Linked DNA regions of Homo sapiens: region 1 is linked to region 2. Evidence: chromatin loops called from intact Hi-C (ENCODE). Cell type or tissue: Caco-2. All regions are shown on one strand.

What was found. Peaks named below come from ENCODE experiments on the same cell type or tissue, not always from the same donor. Only the 100,000 strongest peaks of a DNase experiment are listed, where the experiment ranks them.
Region 1: a loop joins it to region 2, with 15 times the contacts of the local background. A loop is called at or near these places in 8 of 110 quality-filtered maps.

The regions. Positions count from the first base shown.
Region 1 is chr5:54,842,849-54,847,848 of GRCh38, forward strand. It overlaps the pseudogene CSPG4BP. Among named protein-coding and RNA genes, the nearest start is that of LINC02998, 100 kb to the left of the region's middle. In Caco-2, a CTCF peak has its summit at 2,500 (motif pointing left); no DNase peak of the experiment used is centred here.
Region 2 is chr5:54,241,593-54,246,592 of GRCh38, forward strand. The region is part of intron 1 of ARL15 (ARF like GTPase 15); the gene reads right to left. Among named protein-coding and RNA genes, the nearest start is that of ARL15, 66 kb to the right of the region's middle. In Caco-2, a CTCF peak has its summit at 2,080; no DNase peak of the experiment used is centred here.

The sequences.
Region 1 (5,000 bases), 600 kb after region 2:
TATGGTTTGGGCCTCAGAAACGAGGACAGGGTTACCATCAGTTGAGATAAGGAAAGCTGAATGTAGAGTAGATTTGGGGAGTAAGATCAGGAGTTCAGTTTTGAACATGGGTTTAAAATGTTTATATGGACACTGAATCACATTTGATGGAATTTGGCTGTTTTGAGTTTCTCTAATCATGCAGCCACAGGATACTTCACTAACACTAAAGACAAGTAGTTTTGTCACTAACTCAAATTTCACATTTATATCTGTATTTGTATTTATATGTATTTTTCTTACCCACAGAAACACCATGTGCACATACCCATGCATAAGAACTTTATCATCTTCTACGCTTTTTCATAACTTGTTTAAAAATTCAGTCCTAAATGACTTAATAGATGATCTCTCCAGTTAAAGAGAACCATTTCCCTCAGTAGAAAGAGCAGTTTGTGAAATAACTTACTCCAATTAGATGATGGATGGCATCATCTAATAACTAAACAGAACTTGAGACAGGAAACTCAGAAAGTATATAAGATTCCTATGTTTTCATGTCAGGCATAATGGGGCTGGAAGATAATCCATTCTGCTTCCTTCTAATACACCAACTACTGATAACACAGGAAAAAAAACTACTTTGTGAATTATCCTTTAATTTCTTAAAAGTTAACAGATGAGACCATAAAGTAATTATACATAAATAAATACCCACATACTCCACATATATACACATGCGCATGCACACACACACGAACTTACACTGCCAAACCAATGTTTAACTCCTCAAAGTAGTTATGTTGAAAAATAACATGTGCCAATAACAATAGCACTACTTGAAATTCTTTTAAATATTTTCAGGTTGTTCAAGAATGCTTGATTTAGTTTCTGTCCAGTTAAACCACCTGGGTTTGGGTCACTGCTTTGTTGCTTACTAGCTATATAACCTTGGGCACATTTCTTAACCTCTCTCTGCCTTAATTTCCTCATCAGTAAACTAGAAATGATAGAGCTGTTGCACAGACTGAGTGACTTAATATATGAAAAGTGTTTAGAACTGTTTCATCAGGCACATAGTAAGCATTCAATAAATATTAGCTTTATATGACCCATCTTCTTCATCAGATTTGGCTTTGAGGACAGATGTGACTTTTTAGTATTTCCAAAAAGTCACTTAGAGTGTGATTATTGCCATTATTGAGGCTATTCTATAACATGTACTGCAGATTTTGTTTAATCTTCCAGCATTCTTTCATAACTTGGGGTGAATAGTTTATCTGTTTAATAATTGTGTTGTTGATGGACATGCCTATATCTTGCCATTTGAATATGCCTACTGAAGATTTTGCAGCACTAAGCTCTAAGGACATCAGCTTTTAAATAGCTACCAGAAATGCGAATCAATACAACGTTCAAATAATAAGGTTTTGGCCTTCATTTAAACCCACAGAAAGGCTATAATAAAATGCGCAAGTTGGACTGTTTAACAAAATTCCAAGCCCACTCATTCTGGTTTTTCACTTTTTACATTTTTTAATCCATCCACATATCTCATCCTCATTTCTTCTAGAGCTCCAGCTGACTTGGAAATGTGCTGCCATTTCTCTTCTCGTGACTTGTAGAAACAATCATTTTTTCCAAGGCCATACACACCAAGGCTGGACAAAGCATGTTTTCCACTGCAGCTACTCTGCTATGGAACACTGCTTTCCCTCCCTCTCGCCTCTGAAATATACCATCTTCCAAAACAAATGGAAAACCTGCCACTCAAAACAAGATCTAGTAGCCTCAGGTCTCATTTCCACTCAAACCAAATTTAGTTCAATTAACGACCCCATTGCTTCAGGTAAGGCCTGATTTAGTGCCCAGTGCTTGGTAATGGAAACTTCAGGCAGATGAGGAGAAGGAAAACAAAGACCCCCAATTTGAATTCAGATTTTAAAGTGATCCAAAGCCCAAAAAAGAATAGTTCAAAGCATAAATATCAGAAAATAACACAAACCTGGAATAATAATTTTTAAATTGACCTTTAGCTTTAAGAAGAGTTTAGTGGTATTTAGAAACCTAATTGTGATCCCATTTAATCCTAGTTGTAAACTTAATATTTAAAAGCCCAGACCTTTGGAGGCAGAGGTTGCAGTGAGCCGAGATCGTGCCACTGCACTTCAGCCTGGGTGACAGAGCAAGACTTCGTCTCAAAAACAAACAAACAAACAAACAAACAAAAACAACAAAGCCTAGACCTTTGTTGCGTTTCATACGAGGGATGTGAAATGCTCATGAATTCACTCTCCCACTGTTGGTCCCCCGAGAGCTTCAATTGGCATTTCAAACTTTGCTGCCTTAATTCTTCTACTGTGACCAGCTCTCAAAGCTCCTTTTAGTGATGACAAGTATTTCTCAAAAGCAAGCAAATGGTTCTATTTTCAGTATAAAAACAACAAAACAAAATGTATAGTATTACTGAAAGAGGAACTTGAAAAATAGGAAAATGAAGCCCCCTTGTGGACAAAAATATGTTTTATCAGATATGCACAAAATTCACTGATCATATTTGAATACAAAAATACTCAGTAGAATATATTTCAAAGTAAAATGCAAAGGATTCACCCAAGATGGCCTAACTCCAATTCCCAATTCCAGTTTGTTGGGACACAAATGATCTCTTGTACCATTGAATGACCTTGGAGATCAGCTGAAAGAACTGTGGCTTAAGGAAATGTTTTAATTTGTCAGGAGAAAGAAGTGTGTTTTAAATGGTGGGACACAGAGGTTAACATTCTGATTGCTGGCTATGAACTCCCTCCAGAGTCTGAGATGTTATCAGCAACTCTATCCCCCACGCTCCCACCTTCTTCTCCCACTTAGGCTGCAGACAGACTTTCTTGCCACCTCCTCCAGGCCCAGATGACAAGTAGGGAGAGTGAGTCATCATGCAGGATAATCCGAATGTCTTGAGAACATGCTGTTTGAAAAGTCAGAAACAGCACTGAATCTGAAGACTTTATCACATTTGCATTTGCATAACTGCCTTTGCCCCAGACTCTGCCACTAACTTTGTTATTTTGGGCAAATCGCTTAACCTCTTGATCTTTAATTCCACCTTCTTAAAATTGGAATAAGAGCAATACTCTCTTTATCTGCTTCACCAGGTCCTTGAGCTTCTTCGCTAACTATGAAGGAAGAAGTGAGAGAACACTGTGGTGCCAAACTCAAACTCGCATTCTAGCTCTGCCACTTGCTGTCCACCAGCAGCCCTTCTGCTTTGGACCTTGGAGAAGTGTCAAAGCCTCTCTGCATTGCAGATTTCTCATCTTTAAAATAAAAATCATATCCCAGAGAGTTGTTGAAGATTCACTGGGTAAATGTAAAGCGCATAGAACAATGCCAGGCACTGTAAGTACTATGTAAGTAATAACTATCATTAGGACCATGTAATGGACCATGTAAATGGTTGTTATTATTACTGTTTGATATGCTCTGAAATATAGAAATAAGAAACATCATCATCTGAAATAATCTCCTAAGTTTAAAACTTTGCCTGGAAAGAAGTAACTGGTAACCATAGCTTTGGAGAAACTATGTTATTGAAAACTGCATTCTCGTGGCTCTACTATGTTGATAAAATGCATATGCTATATCTATTAGCTTTCACAAAAAAGTAAACACACCTGATGTGTGAAAATTATTTAATAATGTTAAAGGTTATCAATTTATGAGAACACTCTGCAATTGATCAATACACACAGTCTTTCCAGAAAGTTTCTATGCTCATTTGCCATTGTTATTACACATTCTAGTGGATAAAAGAGATACCACACTCCAATAAAAAATGAGGGGCAGATATTAAAAGGATGTTTTAAGGAATCGCCACACTGACTTCCACAATGGTTGAACTAGTTTACAGTCCCACCAACAGTGTAAAAGTGTTCCTATTTCTCCACATCCTCTCCAGCACCTGTTGTTTCCTGACTTTTTAATGATCGCCATTCTAACTGGTGTGAGATGGTATCTCATTGTGGTTTTGATTTGCATTTCTCTGATGGCCAGTGATGGTGAGCATTCCTCAAGGATCTAGAACTAGAAATACCATTTGACCCAGCCATCCCATTACTGGGTATATATCCAAAGGACTATAAATCTTGCTGCTATAAAGACACATGCGCACGTATGTTTATTGCGGCACTATTCACAATAGCAAAGACTTGGAACCAACCCAAATGTCCAACAATGATAGACTGGATTAAGAAAATGTGGCACATATACACCATGGGATACCATGCAGCCATAAAAAATGATGAGTTCATGTCCTTTGTAGGGACATGGATGAAATTGGAAATCATCATTCTCAGTAAACTATCGCAAGAACAAAAAACCAAACACCGCATATTCTCACTCATAGGTGGGAATTGAACAGTGAGAACACATGGACAAAGGAAGGGGAACATCACACTCTGGGGACTGTTGTGGAGTGGGGGTAGGGGGGAGGGATAGCATTGGGAGATATACCTAATGCTAGATGACGAGTTAGTGGGTGCAGCGCACCAGCATGGCACATGTATACATATGTAACTAACCTGCACATTGTGCACATGTACCCTAAAACTTAAAGTATAATAATAATAATAATAATAATAATAATAAAAGGATGTCTTAAATGTCATAAATTGCCTACACAGGCTATCAAAATCAGCAAGGCCAATTCCTGGATGCCTCTTGGCTCTTTTTCATCAAGTCTAAATTATGTTGACATTGTTAATAGCCATTGTGATTAAATCATAAAATTTCAGTGCACAAGACTTCATCATTCTAAAATCCTGACAGCAATTTCATTCACATTATACTGTAGACACAAGGAAAGCAACACTGTGATTATACACCCTAATCTACATCCCTTTTTCTTGGAATATTTAAAATTTCATAATGTGTTATTTTTCTTCCTTCATAACTTTGGGCCACAACAGCAGTATATAAAGTGGATCAGTCAGGTTTGCAGACAGTGTGGCTGGTACTTCCAT
Region 2 (5,000 bases):
AGTAGAATACATTCAACATAATTCAACTTTTTGTTATGACTCATGAGAGTAGGTCATCTTAAAAATAACTAATTATATAATTCCGTGTTGAATCCGATTCCTTATATAATAGGCATGTGTAGACAAGATATGTAGCAAGCACCTAAGGTTTAAAAAACATGAGCACATCTTGAAATGGACAAAAAGTCATATTAAATGTTCTCCTTTTTCAAGATTTCAGGATGTTGCAGAAAGAATGCCATAACTTCTGGGGGCTCTGTCATCCACTGAGTTTGAGGACCAACTAGAGCAATAATTTTGAATCTGTATTTCTTTTAAGGCTAATCTTAATATCTAAGTCATAAAGGACTTGACAGAAGTATAAAGGAATAGCCTCACGTATAGCCTGAGACACATACAAAGGCAGAAATCGGGCTGAATGACCTAGTCAAACACTGCACACAGCCTGGGTAAACACCCAATTCACGGTGTCCTTACCTGCCTCGATTAGCAAGATGGCCCAGCAATGCCTCCTGAGGGACCTATGTGCCCCTCTTCTTCTCCTGCATCACTTTTAACCTGTACACGTACACACACGCACACACACACACACACAATTAAGTTATAAGTTACATGTTAAATCCAGATGGTTTGAAGGGCTAAATGGTAAAGTAATAATGATAACAGCAATAATAACAAATATTTAGGGAATATATAGGGAAGTATTTTTACAATCCTGCATAGGGAAAGGCCTTCTATACTTTTCTTCTTCAACAGTGCCTTGATTGGTCCTAGGGGACCACTTACTCCCACTCAGTCCACGTGATTTGGGCCGGGATGAGCAACCTCAAACTCCGAAGATAAGCATGGATGTAGGCCTGGCCAATCATAGTCTCATACACCCTCCTGGTCACAGGGTCTGTTCATGAATAGGACACATAACCTAAGCCAAGACAATCAGAGGAAATGAGACTCTAGAATAAGACTTCTGTTGAAACTACTGGGAACAAATATTTTCTTGGAAGGGTTGCTGAGAGGCCAGAATGCAAACGCAGAGCTCCCGGCAGCCATCTTGCCACCAGGAAGGGAAGCCTCTTCTGAAGATGGAGACAGCATAGAATGAGGCGGACCTGAAAACGGGGTTAGGTAAGCAAGTCAACTGAATGATGTCGCTCGTGCCTCTGAATACAGAACTGCCTAAAGTTGCACTTACCCCTTTTTTTCCTAGGTCAGTTTACAGTTTGGGGCTGCAAACAAAAATTATAACGAACACACCTCCTTAGAGCATTCCAAATGAAATTAAAATTGCAAAATGCACAAAGGAAAAAAAATCTCTTTGCTCATACCTTTTCAATATAGAGAATATAAATCAAGATCTGAATACCAATCCCTAGATGTAGACAATCTTACCAACATAAAAATGTGATTGCCTGTCCCAGTATGAAAAACATCCTCCTGTAAACATTGCTACAACAATTTTTGAATCATTTAATTATTTGAAGATTACATCTCCAAGTATCAACAATAATAGAATATTATTACCTGCTTAGGAATAGACAGATTCAAAAAGATTTTAAAAGGAGGTGGCAGGCCATTAAAAACAACATGACAAATCATTTCTATAAAACTATTATTAGTGTCATGAAACTGTCCTGGTAGTATCTTTTGAGAAAATATGCACCAAAGAATTCCTGAAAATATGCTGCTAAACCTTGATTACAGCCTTCTGTAAATAGATGTAATCTAGGAAAACTCAAAAGCCTGTTATTTGTATAAATATAACATATTCAAGCTGACAAGCTGAAATTATCCGCCCTTTGTATTCTCCTCATAAGCACAGACTGTGTTATAAACAAATCCTTGCTAGTCTAGGCACCAGTTGAAATCCCCCCCTCCAAAATGGAGGCTATTGATAAAAGGCTTTTAATAAGTCGTAGTACAGATAGAAACACATGTATGTGGTGACTGATAGTAAAGTATTAAGTTTTCTTATAATACTAAAAATTCAAATGCTTAGAGTCCAGACAAGACAAAAGCAGGGACCAAGGAAATGGTTATTGATGACCATGTAATGAACCTGAAGGAACGAGTCCCAACCAAAGGGGGCAGCAGTCACTCATGAATACATCTTCCCAATTCTGATTTTTCAAAAGAAGCTAGAAAACAAATTTTGTGTGTAATCTCTTGATATCAAAAACATGTGGCCCATTGGCCTCTAAAGTATTTTGCTTGACACACAATTTCTTAACATTTGTCACAGACATTTAAGATCTAGAGATTTCACACAAAATTTTGCAGTGACTGTTGCCACCTTGTCCAAGATGTAAGGGTGAGAGATTCGGACCAATCTCTAAAGAAGCTCAAAGTTAGGACTGAGCAAGTATGGGCTGGAATTTGAGCAACGATCAAAGAGCAAGTATCCCAGCAGTTATGCACAAATCTCTAATTCTTAGATTTTAGACAAGTCATCTTCCCTCTCTGGGCCTGTTTCCATAAAATGACAAAACTAGATTAAGTAATAATATGAACGTTTCCTTCAGCAATACAATTTTATCATTCTATAAGAAGTCCCTAAAATAGCATCCCTATAAGTGAAAATTCTAGATTTCACCCATAACTAATAATGTACAAAATAGTTTACAAAAGAGAAACACCCACTACCTGTACTATTCATATTAGTAAATGAGTGTGTAAAAATAACTGACAAACTAATGTAATTCACAGACCTGTGTATTAAGTAGCTTCATGAATTTTATGAAGTTTTTCATGTCAAATACCATTAGAGAAACCACGCTCAACCTCAAAAGTCTCACAATCACACAGAAAGGGTCTTTATCTGTAGGAAGTATGGAACAGAACTACTGAACAAAATGAATGTATTTTAATACCACTCCCTAAAACACGGGAAGGAATTCTCTCCTGTATACACCCAAAAGTTTTTCTAAAACGGGAAAAAAAGGTGAAATCACAAAATCAAACACAATAAAGGTCAAGCTAAAGAATCATCTAGACTGGCAGCAATACCATAACTTCCTGTTATAAATATAAAGTAATGGGCTTTCAAATCAGAAATGCAATTTGATAGAAAGGCCATTCTACCAGGCTCTGGAAATTGAGTCCAAGGTGGACACTATCTGCCTCTCTCCAGCACTGTCCCTCCCCATCATTATCACCATTAATGATTTCCCTAATTCCACACATTACGTAAACAAAGAAAAAGGTAGCCATAAAAAAAAAAAACATCAGAAGGTTAATCATCAGCATTTATTAAAAATTAATAGCACTACTGGTGTTTTCAGCATTTTTAAATTTGAAAATTTTAAAATTAAAAGTATAATTTTAATATTAATATCAATATTAATTTTCAATGTGTGCTATTTCTAAAATGAAGAAAATACTCTAATAATGATCCCAAGTAAATTTTCTTTATGTAACCAGAATCAATTCAGCGGGAGAGGAATATTCTTCTGTCTGGGTATAATTATGTTTGGGGCTGCCTGCATTAACTTCAATCTTCCCTCCTGACATCTTTATAAATTTAACTTCATGATAATGTTCTATTCCTTTATCCTACTTCTTTAAAATAATCTCTCAAAGAAATCTTTAAGAATGTTTTATAATAATCACAAGAAATTAGTAATTATGGATTTGTAATTAGTAACCACTGAATCTTAGCAGGAATTACGAAAAAGAAAATCTATGGAATAGTATGTGTCAAACAAATAGTCACACCTTGCTTGCCTTATTCAACTGGGCAGAAATCAGACTTCAGTGAAAACTTTTAAAAACTTCTTTCAGGTTAAATGAGCAGACACTTTTTGAATTAACAGAATTCTAATTTTTAAAATCTCTTAAAAGAGACAATCTGATGTATTAACAAAAGAACAAAACAGAAGCTTGGTGATCTGGACTCAGGTACCAGCTGGTGCTACTGCTGACTGGCTATGATGTAACTTCAGGCAAGTTCAAAAATGCTCCCTGGGTCCTAAGCACTCTTGCTCTGTGAAATCAGGATGGGGACTTCTTTTTTTTTTGAGATGGAGTTTTGCTCTGCTGTCCAGGCTAGAGTGCACTGGCGCGATCTTGGCTCACTGCAACCTCCGCCTCTTGAGTTCACGTGATTCTCCTGCCTCAGCCTCCCAAGTAGCTGGGATTACAGACATCTGCCACCATGCCCAGCTAATTTTTGTATTTATAGTAGAGCCGAGGGTTCACCATGTTGGCCAAGCTGGTCTTGAACTCCTGACCTCAAGTGATCCACCCACCTCGGCCTTCCAAAGTGCTGAGATTACGGGCACGAGCCACTGTGCCTGGCCTAGGATGTGGACTTCTGAAGTCCATCATAATTCTATGGTAAGCCCCTTTCTGATAATATTGTATCCAATTCACAGGGTAATTAAAATAGTTCAAAGAGTTATCAACACTGCACCCTTTTGTCAGTTCTTCATTGTATATCCACCCAGGGGAAGTGTCATTGATAGATTTCTGAGCCTTAATCCCTTAAATCATAACAATATCCCAGAAATATTAGGTGTGTCCTAGAAAGTCTATAAAGATCTTCACTCACTTTTTTTTTTTTTGAAACAAAACTGCCTTCCCTTCTTCCTCCTGTTCTTTTTCTCTGTCAAATTAAAATATTTCCCTTAAGGTAAACTTCACAAATAAGGGTCTACAAACTCCTCTATGCGCCCTTATTCTGGGTTTTCTTTTCACTAACATGAAGCTATTCTCATCTACACGATCCCTCCGACAACTTGCCCACTCCCTACATTTCAGAAGACACTCTCAAAGCTCTTGCTCTGTAGCCCCGACCTATCCCCCAAGCTTCAGACTCTCACAGAAACTATGTGTTGTACAAAGCCACATGGACATCCCATGGATGCCTCAAACTCAACATGTCCAAAACTAACCTCCCCCAAACATGTTCCTCCTCCCAAATTCTCTATCCCACTTCACAGCACCTCATGCCCACCACCATCCCAGGCACCCAGCCAGAGACGGGGAATCTACCTCACCACTCC